Regions from separate parts of the Homo sapiens genome. Here region 2 is linked to region 1. The links are chromatin loops, found by intact Hi-C in ENCODE. Cell type or tissue: MCF 10A. All regions are shown on one strand.

Region 1 (5,000 bases):
CACTACCTGACTTCAAACTATACTACAAGGCTACAGTAACCAAAACAGCATGGTACTGGTACCAAAACAGAGATATAGATCAATGGAACAGAACAGAGCCCTCAGAAATAATGCCGCATATCTACAACTATCTGATCTTTGACAAACCTGAGAAAAACAAGCAATGGGGAAAGGATTCCCTATTTAATAAATGGTGCTGGGAAAACTGGCTAGCCATATGTAGAAAGCTGAAACTGGATCCCTTCCTTACACCTTATACAAAAATCAATTCAAGATGGATTAAAGATTTAAACGTTAAACCTAAAACCATAAAAACCCTAGAAGAAAACCTAGGCATTACCATTCAGGACATAGGCGTGGGCAAGGACTTCATGTCCAAAACACCAAAAGCAATGGCAACAAAAGACAAAATTGACAAATGGGATCTAATTAAACTAAAGAGCTTCTGCACAGAACTAATTATTTTTTAAAAATTACTAGATTTCAAGAAAAAATGATTTTTCATGTAAACATATCAGATATGATGATTTTAGAGAAAATTCAGTTAACTTTTAATATTCTTAAACCAGTAAAGGGATTCCAGACCTTGAAATGTTGCATTGCTGCATACGCCAACATCATGTGAAAAATTCATATATCTAAACCCCCAACACAGGCACACAAATACTTTCCCAAGAGCCTCACAGTTTCCAGAAAAGTTGTGAATTCTGAGGCAACATAGTTTTTTTGTTTTTGAGGTAGGGTCTCACTCTGTCACCCAGGCTGGAGTGCAATGACATGGCTCCCTGTAGCCTGGACATCCTAGACTCAAGCGATTCTCCTGCCTCAGCCTCCCAAGTAGCAGGACTACAAGCATGCTCCACCACACCTGGTTAATTTTTACATTTCTTGTAGAGATGGGGTCTCACTACATTACCCAGGCTGATCTCAAACTCCTGGACTCAAGCGATCTTCTTGCCTTGGCCTCCCAAAGTGCTGGGATTACAGGAGTGGGCCATCATGCCTGACCCTAAGGCAATATTCTAATTAACAAATTGGTTTGTACACATTCACACGTTTTGCAGTATGTAGGTTATTGTTTGAAGCTTTGAGAACTCTCCAGTTTCTAGAACTGCTGAAGAATCTAGGCCTCTGCCTCTCTTGCTCAGATTCTAAACAATGGAGATGTGTGGGTTTGGCTCAGCAATGCTAAAACATTTAGTAAAACAGGACAACAGCTAAAAGTATCGAAAGCTTAATGTGCAGGATAGGTTGAATTTGCTAAAGGAGCAGTTTTTGTGGCACTGGAGAAACTGAGCATGTTTTGGTGTCTGCCTGGGCTGCACGTCCTCATCCTGTAGGGTCCCTATGTGTCTGGGTCTCAGCAGAGGCTGAGGCTTTGGCGGACGCCCATCATGGACAGACACATCCACATGGGGGTGGGGCAGCCTGGTCCTCACACATCCCGGCGCCCCGGCCTGTCGCCTGGAGACTGCAATTATGCACAGAAGACGCCAAATTGCTGCGTATTTCCAAACATTTGGAATCCTAATCCCTTCAGGAAAGTTTTTTCTTGGATGCCACACCAAATCTAAATGGCAGAAACAATTCTTGTGATTAGGTGCAGGTTGTATGTAAAGGGAAAGAACCCTGGAAAAGTGACCTGGGTTTTGATGTGGACATTTAAAGGCTTTAGCAAGATGCTTTGGTGATTTGGCCTCGGTCTCCTCAACAGAGAATGAAAGGGATGAACCGAACAAAGCCTTTTAAGCTTGAGAGGGTCTGAGGAGAGAATATGCTCTCTGTAAGTTTCACGCCCCCTGAAACTTACAGGAGACACCTGTGCCACCTAACAAATGTTTCTAGGGAAACAGCAAATGCGAATGCTTCCGAGTAACCAATCGGTGCGCACACTCCCCCGGCCCCACCACAAGAGGGCGGTGTGACTAGCAAATGAAGCGTAGAAGACCCATCAGCAGTGGAGGTTGCTGGGGACAACGGCTGATGAAGCCTTCTCACGGTGCAGGGTAAGCTCGAGCAGCTCAGCTCCAGGTGATGTGTTCTCTTCCTCTGAAGCGGAGCCTCACATTCCAATGGATAGGAGGAGGTTGAGTCATTAATGTAGCCGTGCTGCCCTATCCCAATGATGGGTTACAAGCACAGGGTCACCAAAACGGTAGGTGAATCACCACCCTACTAGTCCATACTTGCTCCCTCTTCCCAGCTCAACACTCAGACGAGGATAACGATTTCTATTGTGCAACCCAGTATTACACAGAAGAGGTGCACTGGGAGGTGGCGGCTCCTCCAACTCAGAAGAGATGGAATCCTCAAAGCATGAGGCAAGGCAGGAGGGGCAGAGGGCCAGGGAGGTGGCATAGCATTGCATGTTCTGCGTCTGTATCGACCAAACACATGAAAAACCTACAGAATGCACTGCATTCCATAGTGCTTTGGAGACCCGTCTCCATTCTCTCCCATCTTGAATCTGCTGGAGCCAGAAGAATGCCTCTCAAGAGCTGAATGGGGCAGGGCTGAGCACTGCAACCTGTGTGCATGAAAACAACTGAAAAGCAGTTCTCAGGAGGGCAAAGGCTCAGACACTGCACGACTATTCCTCGTTCCTGAGTTTCTCCAAACCTGCACTAGACCATCAAGGGGCAAATAAAAATCAACCACCCCCAGATAGCAAGTCCTCGTATAGGACTAGAGGTGGATATTGAAATTAGTAAGCATTAGAGAGGAACCGGAAATACACCAAAGCAAAGCAGAATATAAAATGGAAGGACAAAGATGAAAATAACTTGAAAAGTGTACTTTACATGAGAAAAATACTTAATAAAAGTCTGCGTATTTACTTCTGAGTAAATTATAGAAGATGGAGGAAGAACAGGGATTGTTAAAGAAGAATGAGAAACATGCAAAGCGACTTATTCTATATAGGGGGAATTAAAAGAGGAGTTTATTTTTGGTTCTTAAGTAGATTGACAACAACAATATCATTATAGACCAGTGACTTGTTCCACAGATAATTACTGAGCATCTGATACACATAGCACCGTTCTGGCACAAACAACTTAAAAGACACAGAGTACGGAAAGCTGGAAATTAAAACAAATAAAATGGCTAATTGGTAGTTTGTCAATTAGCCAATTTACCCAAAAGACAAAGGCCTTTTGGCACGGACAATTCATCCAAAGGCAAATTTGGCTAAATGATTTCTTGTCATAATAGCATTATAGTCATAAATAGATATTTCATTCTTTCTAATCAAAATTCCGACAATCTCAGATTTGGTGGAAAAAAAAAATCTCCAAGCAGCATGGAACACAGCACGAGCTTTGCAACCAGATAAATTTGGGTTCAAATCTCAGTTGGCCATTGATTAGCTGTTGAGTCTTTACCCTGCTACTTAATTACCTCAACCAAAAAACGGAGCTCATAGCTGTGCCTTCGAGGATTGCAAACATCAAATGAACCAAACAGTCCCAAGCAAATCGATGCTCAACACCGTATCAAGAAATACGAGGAAGAGGAGGAATTGCTTAAAATTAACACTTAAAAATGTATTAACACATAAAAGAAAAAATTGAAGAGTGGGGAAAAAGTGCGTCTACTTGACACAAATACAAAGAAAGCAAAAATTTAAGAATGCTTCAGAAGTATTTGAAAAGCATCAAATGGAAAAAAGTTCACGTTATAATAAAAGATAAAATCCGTGAATATAAAAAGTGCTAAACTTTGTTGACTTAATAATATGTAGGTTTAAAGTAGTCAGAAATATAAGGTTACACAAAAACGCAAATAGAGCAAAAGATATCAAAGTACTGTGTCCGGAGTTGGTGGGTTCTCGGTCTTGCTGACTTCAAGAATTAAGCTGCGGACACCCGCAGTGAGCGTTACAGTTCTTAAAAATTGCGTGCCCGGAGTTTGTTGCTTCAGATGTTCAGACGTGTCCTGAGTTTCTTCCTTCTAGTGGGTTCATGGTCTCGCTGACTTCAGAAGTGAAACTGCAGACCTTCGCGGTGAGTGTTACAGCTCAGAGAAGCAGCACTAACCCAAAGGGTGACCAGCATTAAGATTTATTACACAGAGCTGAAGAATACAGCTCCCAGCGTACAGACCTGGATCCAAGCGGGTTACTGCTGCTGGCTCTGGTGGCCTGCTTTTATTCCCTTATCTGGCCCCACCCACATCCTGCTGATTGGTCCATTTTACAGAGAGCTGATTGGTCCATTTTACGGAGAGCTGATTGGTCCGTTTTGACAGAGTGCTGATTGGTGCATTTACAATTCTTTAGCTAGACAGAGTGCTGATTGGTGCATTTACAATCCTTTAGCTAGACACAAAAGTTCTCCAAGTCCCCACCCGTGCCGGAAGCCCAGCTGGCTTCACCGCTCTCTGGCACTGCAGCGGGACTTTGCCACACCTAACCCAGACAGTCTGGCAGCCCAGAGGGAGCTCATTCGAGACAACCAAGAGGAAGAGGGGGGAAGTGAGAAAGAGACGGAGGCCCCCCATCGTGGCCAAAGACCCCGCGAAGAGGGAAGGGGGGCCCACGCATGGGAGCCAGCTTCCAGTCAAACCCAGCCGGCATTGGCAGGCCCCACGGAGTGCGGGGCCGCTGATCCCACGCCCACACAGAACCGGTGCAGGCCCACGAGCACCGCGACCAGCCCCACGTCTCCCTCCACACCTGTCCGCGAGCAAAGGGAGCTGGCTCCAGCCTCGGCCAGCCCCAAAGAGGGGCCCCCACAGCGCAGCGGCGGGCCGAAGGGCTCCTCGAGCGCGGCCAGAGTGGACGCGGAGGCCGAGAAGGCGCCGAGAGCAAGCGAGGGCTGCTAGCACGTTGTCACCTGTCAGTACCGTGGGCTTTTGCCACACAAAGTGGATGAAAAACAACAAAAATAATATAGTTTAATTTCAACAAAAAATAATATAGTTTAATTTCTCAGTGCCCTCCAGCATTGAAGACCACTGAGTACACATCTATAGTTAAGCAAGTCGGATTTATCGCTCAG
Region 2 (5,000 bases), 350 kb before region 1:
TCTATTATTCCTTGCTGTCTGTTTCTGACCTGAAAAGCAGCTTCCAGTGAAGAGCTATCACTAGAGGAACAGGACTTGGCTGAATGAATTAGGTTTTATTGAGTTTTTAATTTAATGTGGGTAAAGCAGGCTCAGGAGGGCTGAAATGGACGAAACAATGGCACAACTTTATTACTTTTCTCCAGGGTATGGATTATAGGGGATATTTTAGAGTAAAGAAACACTAAGATTCTTGGCATTAAAATGCTTCGATTTCCTATTTATAGCAGTGATGCATATATAATTTTTCATATTGGACTGTTATTAAGGTTTTTCTGATTGAAATCTCCGTACGGTTTCTTCTGGCCAGTAGACTTCCTCCATCCCCAGATGTGACCCCTTTTAAACTAATAAAGCCTCTTGATAATACTTACAATACTTGTCACAGAGGGCAGGACTGACATTCACTTAGTGAAGGGCTTGTATTATACCAGGCTTTGCTCTATGTAAGTTTTATATTTTCAGGAATATTCTTAAATCCCTTAAAGAAAAAAAATGAAAATAAAGTAGAAATACATTTATTTTAGATATTGTTATTAATAATTTTTTTTTGAGACGGAGTTTCACTCTTGTTGCCCAGGCTGGAGTGCAATGGCGTGATCTCGGCTCACTGCACCCTCTGCCTCCCAGGTTCAAGTGATTTTCCTGCCTCAGCCTTCCTAGTAGCTGAGATTACAGGCGCCTGCCACCATGTCCAGCTAATTTTTTTTTATTTTTAGTAGAGACAGAGTTTCACCATGTTGGCCAGGTTGGTCTTGAACTCCTGACCTCAGGCGATCCACCCGCCTCGGCCTCCCAAAGTGCTGGGATTACAAGCGTGAGCCACTGCGCCTGGCCATTGATAAATACTTTGTAAATAAAATACACTGTGTCTATACTCTTACATGATGCACCATGTTAGTTTTTAAAACTTGGGAGTAATTTCTGTATATTAGTATTTTGGGTTCTGACTGGGTTTCTAGGTAGCTTAACAAAGCTTTTATTGTACTACAATAAAAGTACTTTGTACAAGTAGAGTTCATTTACAGTAAAAAATGATAGAAAATAATGCTGTTATTTTAATAGTAATAACCAAGCAATTAAAGTAAATATATATTTTTAACAATTTTGAAATTAGCTTTCTAAGAAAAGCGGGTTTAGAAGCAGGCAAAGCATTCACTTGTGAAAGACACTTTTGGGAACTTCAGAGCCTTCAGAGATTAATGGTAGTGATATTAAAAGTGGAGCGCGTTCCACTGTCTTCCATGCGGGAGCTTTCTGGCTCTGCTGCTTTTTGTTGCAGAAGCATCCAGTCCAGAATGAGTTAGGTGTTTTGTAAGTTTCTTTCAGTCTCAAACAGTCTGTGCTCTTCCCTTGATTTGGCCTTGACAGTTTTGAACAGTACAGCTATTTTCCTGACTGGCCCCCGGTTTGGGTTTGTGTGGTGTTTCCTTGTGATTAGAGTCAGACTTTGCATCCTGGGCCGAAACCTTCCAGAAACGAGGCTGTGCTGCCTTTGCTGCGTCTTGCTGAGTGGTTCAAGGTTTCAGATTGTTCCTGACTGCAGACGCTCTCCGTGGCCTCTCGATGTGGATGCTGTCTGCCAGCTTCTCTGCAGTCAAGCCGCTCCTTTTCTCTTTGTAATTACTAGCATTTTGGAGGAAGTACTTTGTACAATCGAAGTACCCTGTGCTTCACTAAGTTTAATCATTTGTTTGTATCATTATGGGCTTGTGCCTTCCACTTGGACTCTGTGGGCTGTAATCTCTTACTGCCATGATTTTCATGCGCAGATGGCCTCAGATTTGGCTCTGGAGAGCTCCTTCAAGCTGGCTTTGTGTCCTTTCAGCCTGCGCCCAGCATTCTTTGAGCTGTTCCTTGCTTTCTGGCTCATCCTGTTCTTTCCCTGCTCCAGCCCCAGAATCAGCCATTTCCCCAGGAGACCTGGGTCCTTTGATTGGAGAATGGAGTGTTTGCCACTTTTGGAGGTTCAGCTCTCAGGTCATCTCAGTGAACAGAGCTAGAGGGGGAAAATGTATGTGTCTGTGTTTGTTATATATGCGTGTGTGCATGTCTGTATGTATGTGTGTATATATGTGAACGTGTATGTGTGTCTGTAAGTGTGCATGTGTATATATGTGTGTGCATGTCTATGTGAATGTCTGTGTCTGTGTGTGCATGTGTGTATGTTTATGTCTGTATTGTGCATGTCTGTGTATGCGTATGTGTGCGTGTCTGAGTGTATACATGTATACGTGTGCATGTCTGCATGCATGTGTACATGTGTATATATGCATGGCTATGTCTGTGATATATGTGTATGTGCATGTCTGTGTATGTGTGTGTACATGTGTGTGTGCAAATGTCTGTGCCCTCCCTACCTGGTCTCCCTGGCCGTGTGGGTGCCCTCTCCCTCCTGTGCTGGGCTCCTGCCTCCATTCTCCCTACCCCGGGCTCTCCCACCCCCAGCCTAGTGTACATGCTTCCCTGGCATTGCCCACTTCATGGCTTCAGGACCAAATGGCTCAGGAGGGAAGATCAGTTACTGACTTTCCCCTGGAATGGGCATCTCATAAGGTGAAGACCAGTGCCTCTCATCTCCCTCTCGTGGCTAGCATAGCAGTGGACGTTAAGTGCATGTCATCAACTGTTGAAGAGATGAATTTCATCGCCAGTTGAACAGAAGTTAGAAGAGAAAGGGGGAAGTGGAAGGGAATGAATGATAAAATGTGGGGAAGCACTTGCCAGAGGTGAAAAACGAAGCTATGTGCATTTAGGGGAATTACGGACATTTTTCATGCTGTAGCCTCTGGTGAGCCCCATGCTAACACCAGGGGGTGCTTTAAGCCCATCACGAGGCCTCTGAGTGCTAGGGAGCGGGCATAGTTCTCTTGTAATGTGGTTTTCTGCCACAATTTGGACATTTGTCGTTTGGACAGTAATATAGATTTCTGAGTAAAATGTGATAAGAACGAAGTTTACTAGCTTTCTGATCTCAGTTAATGCGACATTGAAAGTCTGTTTTTTAGAGGTGCTTTGTACTTTTCGTAAAGAGCGTGAAGCTTGACCTTCTATGAGTCTGCACTTGAAAAGGGCTTTCATGTGCCAGGTAAAAAGGAAACTCACAATATTGGCAGTATTGTTGAGATCAGGTGTTTTTTTCGGTTTGTTTTTGTTTTTTTTGGTGGGGGGAACAACCAAAAACAATCCTACAAGTATATTGTACATCAAGAAAAAATAGGTTCTTTTGAAAAGAACCAAAGTCAGATTTGCTGTAGACTTCTCTGTGGCCCTAAATGCCAGAAGAAAAAGGAACAGTTGCTTCAACATTTGGAGAGAAAGAAACTGACCCAAGATTCTTACTATTTAGCTAGATTGTCATTTCATACATAAAAACAGTGGAAGACACATCCAGATAATGCAAGAGCTCAAAAAAAGATTGTTCTTATATTCTTCCAAACCTAAGCCTAAGGAAAGCCTGAGTGTGGGCCTGGGATGACCAGCGCAGTGGCCACTCGCCCATGTGGTGGGGGTATTAGAAAACTGACGAATCCCAACTGAAATATATCCTAAGTATAAAACACACACCAGATTTCAAATATGGTGTTGGAAAAGAAGAATATAAACTATCTCATTAGAAATTATTATATTGATTACATGTTGAAATGATTTTGTATATATCACATTAAATAAAATTTATTGAAACTAATTTCATCTGTTTCTTTTTACTTTTAAAGTGAAACTAGTAGAAAATATTAAATTACGTATATGGCTTGCATATTTCTATTGGGCAGCATTGGTATAGGTGAAATGAATTAAAATTGATTATTGAAACTGATTAAGCATATAGAATTGAGTATAACTACAGAATTGAATGCAAAATCCCTAAACTAGTTCTTGAAAAAATAGTTTTGTGGAAGAATAACATAATAATAATAGATGGTAGGGTTGAGGGAGTCAAGGGAAGTAAAATCACATTAAAGTAACATTCATTTAAAAGTTTTTTTCTCCACTTTCTTTTTCATTTTTATTATACTTTAAGTTCTAGGGTACATGTGCACAATGTGCAGGTTTGTTACATAGGTATACATGTGCCATGTTGGTTTGCTGCACCCATCAACTCGTCATTTACATTAGGTGTTTCTCCTAATGCTATCCCTCCCCCAGCCCTCTGCCCCCCGACAGGCCCCGGTGTGTGATGTTCCCTGCCCTGTGTCCATGTGTTCTCATTGTTCAACTCCCACTTATGAGTGAGAACATGTGGTGTTTGGTTTTCTGTCCTTGTGATAGTTTGCTTAGAATGATGGTTTCCAGCTTCATCCATGTCCCTGCAAAGGACATGAACTCATCCCTTTTTTATAGCTGCATAGTATTCCATGGTGTATATGTGCCACATTTTCTTTACCCAGTCTATCATTGATGGACATTTGGGTTGGTTCCAAGTCTTTGCTATTGTGAGTAGTGCCATAATAAACGTACATGTCCATGTGTCTTTATAGCAGAATGATTTATAATCCTTTGGGTATATACCCAGTAATGGGATTGCTGGGTCAAATGGTAATTCTAGTTCTACATCCTTGAGGAATAACCACACTGTCTTCCACAACGGCTGAACTAATTTACATTGTCACCAACAGTGTAAAAGCATTCCTATTTCTCCACATCCTCTCCAGCATCTGTTGTTTCCTGACTTTTTAATGACTGCCATTCTAACTGGCGTGAGATGGTATCTCATGGTGGTTTTGATTTGCATTTTTCTGATGACCAGTGATGATGAGCATTTTTTCACGTGTCTGTTGGCTGCATAGATGTCTTCTTTTGAGAAGTGTCTGTTCATATCCTTTGCCCACTTTTTGATGGGGTTGTTTGTTTTTTTCTTGTAAATTTGTTTAAGTTCTTTGTAGATTCTGGATATTAGCCCTTTGTCAGATGGGTACATTGTAAAAATTTTCTCCCATTCTGTAGGTTGCCTGTTCACTCTG

Evidence for each region. A loop is a pair of places that touch in the nucleus more often than their neighbours do. Peaks named below come from ENCODE experiments on the same cell type or tissue, not always from the same donor. Only the 100,000 strongest peaks of a DNase experiment are listed, where the experiment ranks them.
Region 2: it touches region 1 in a loop (9-fold over the local background); 4 of 110 quality-filtered maps call a loop at or near these places.

Annotation. Positions count from the first base shown.
Region 1 is chr2:238,718,416-238,723,415 of GRCh38, forward strand. It overlaps LINC01937 (long intergenic non-protein coding RNA 1937), which reads left to right and starts at 1,574. Exons shown (of 3, transcript XR_924050.2): 1 at 1,574-2,006. In MCF 10A, a CTCF peak has its summit at 1,911 (motif pointing right); a DNase peak (open chromatin) is centred at 2,096.
Region 2 is chr2:238,368,097-238,373,096 of GRCh38, forward strand. All of the region lies in intron 15 of TRAF3IP1 (TRAF3 interacting protein 1), which reads left to right. Among named protein-coding and RNA genes, the nearest start is that of TRAF3IP1, 50 kb to the left of the region's middle. In MCF 10A, a CTCF peak has its summit at 2,863 (motif pointing right); a DNase peak (open chromatin) is centred at 2,865.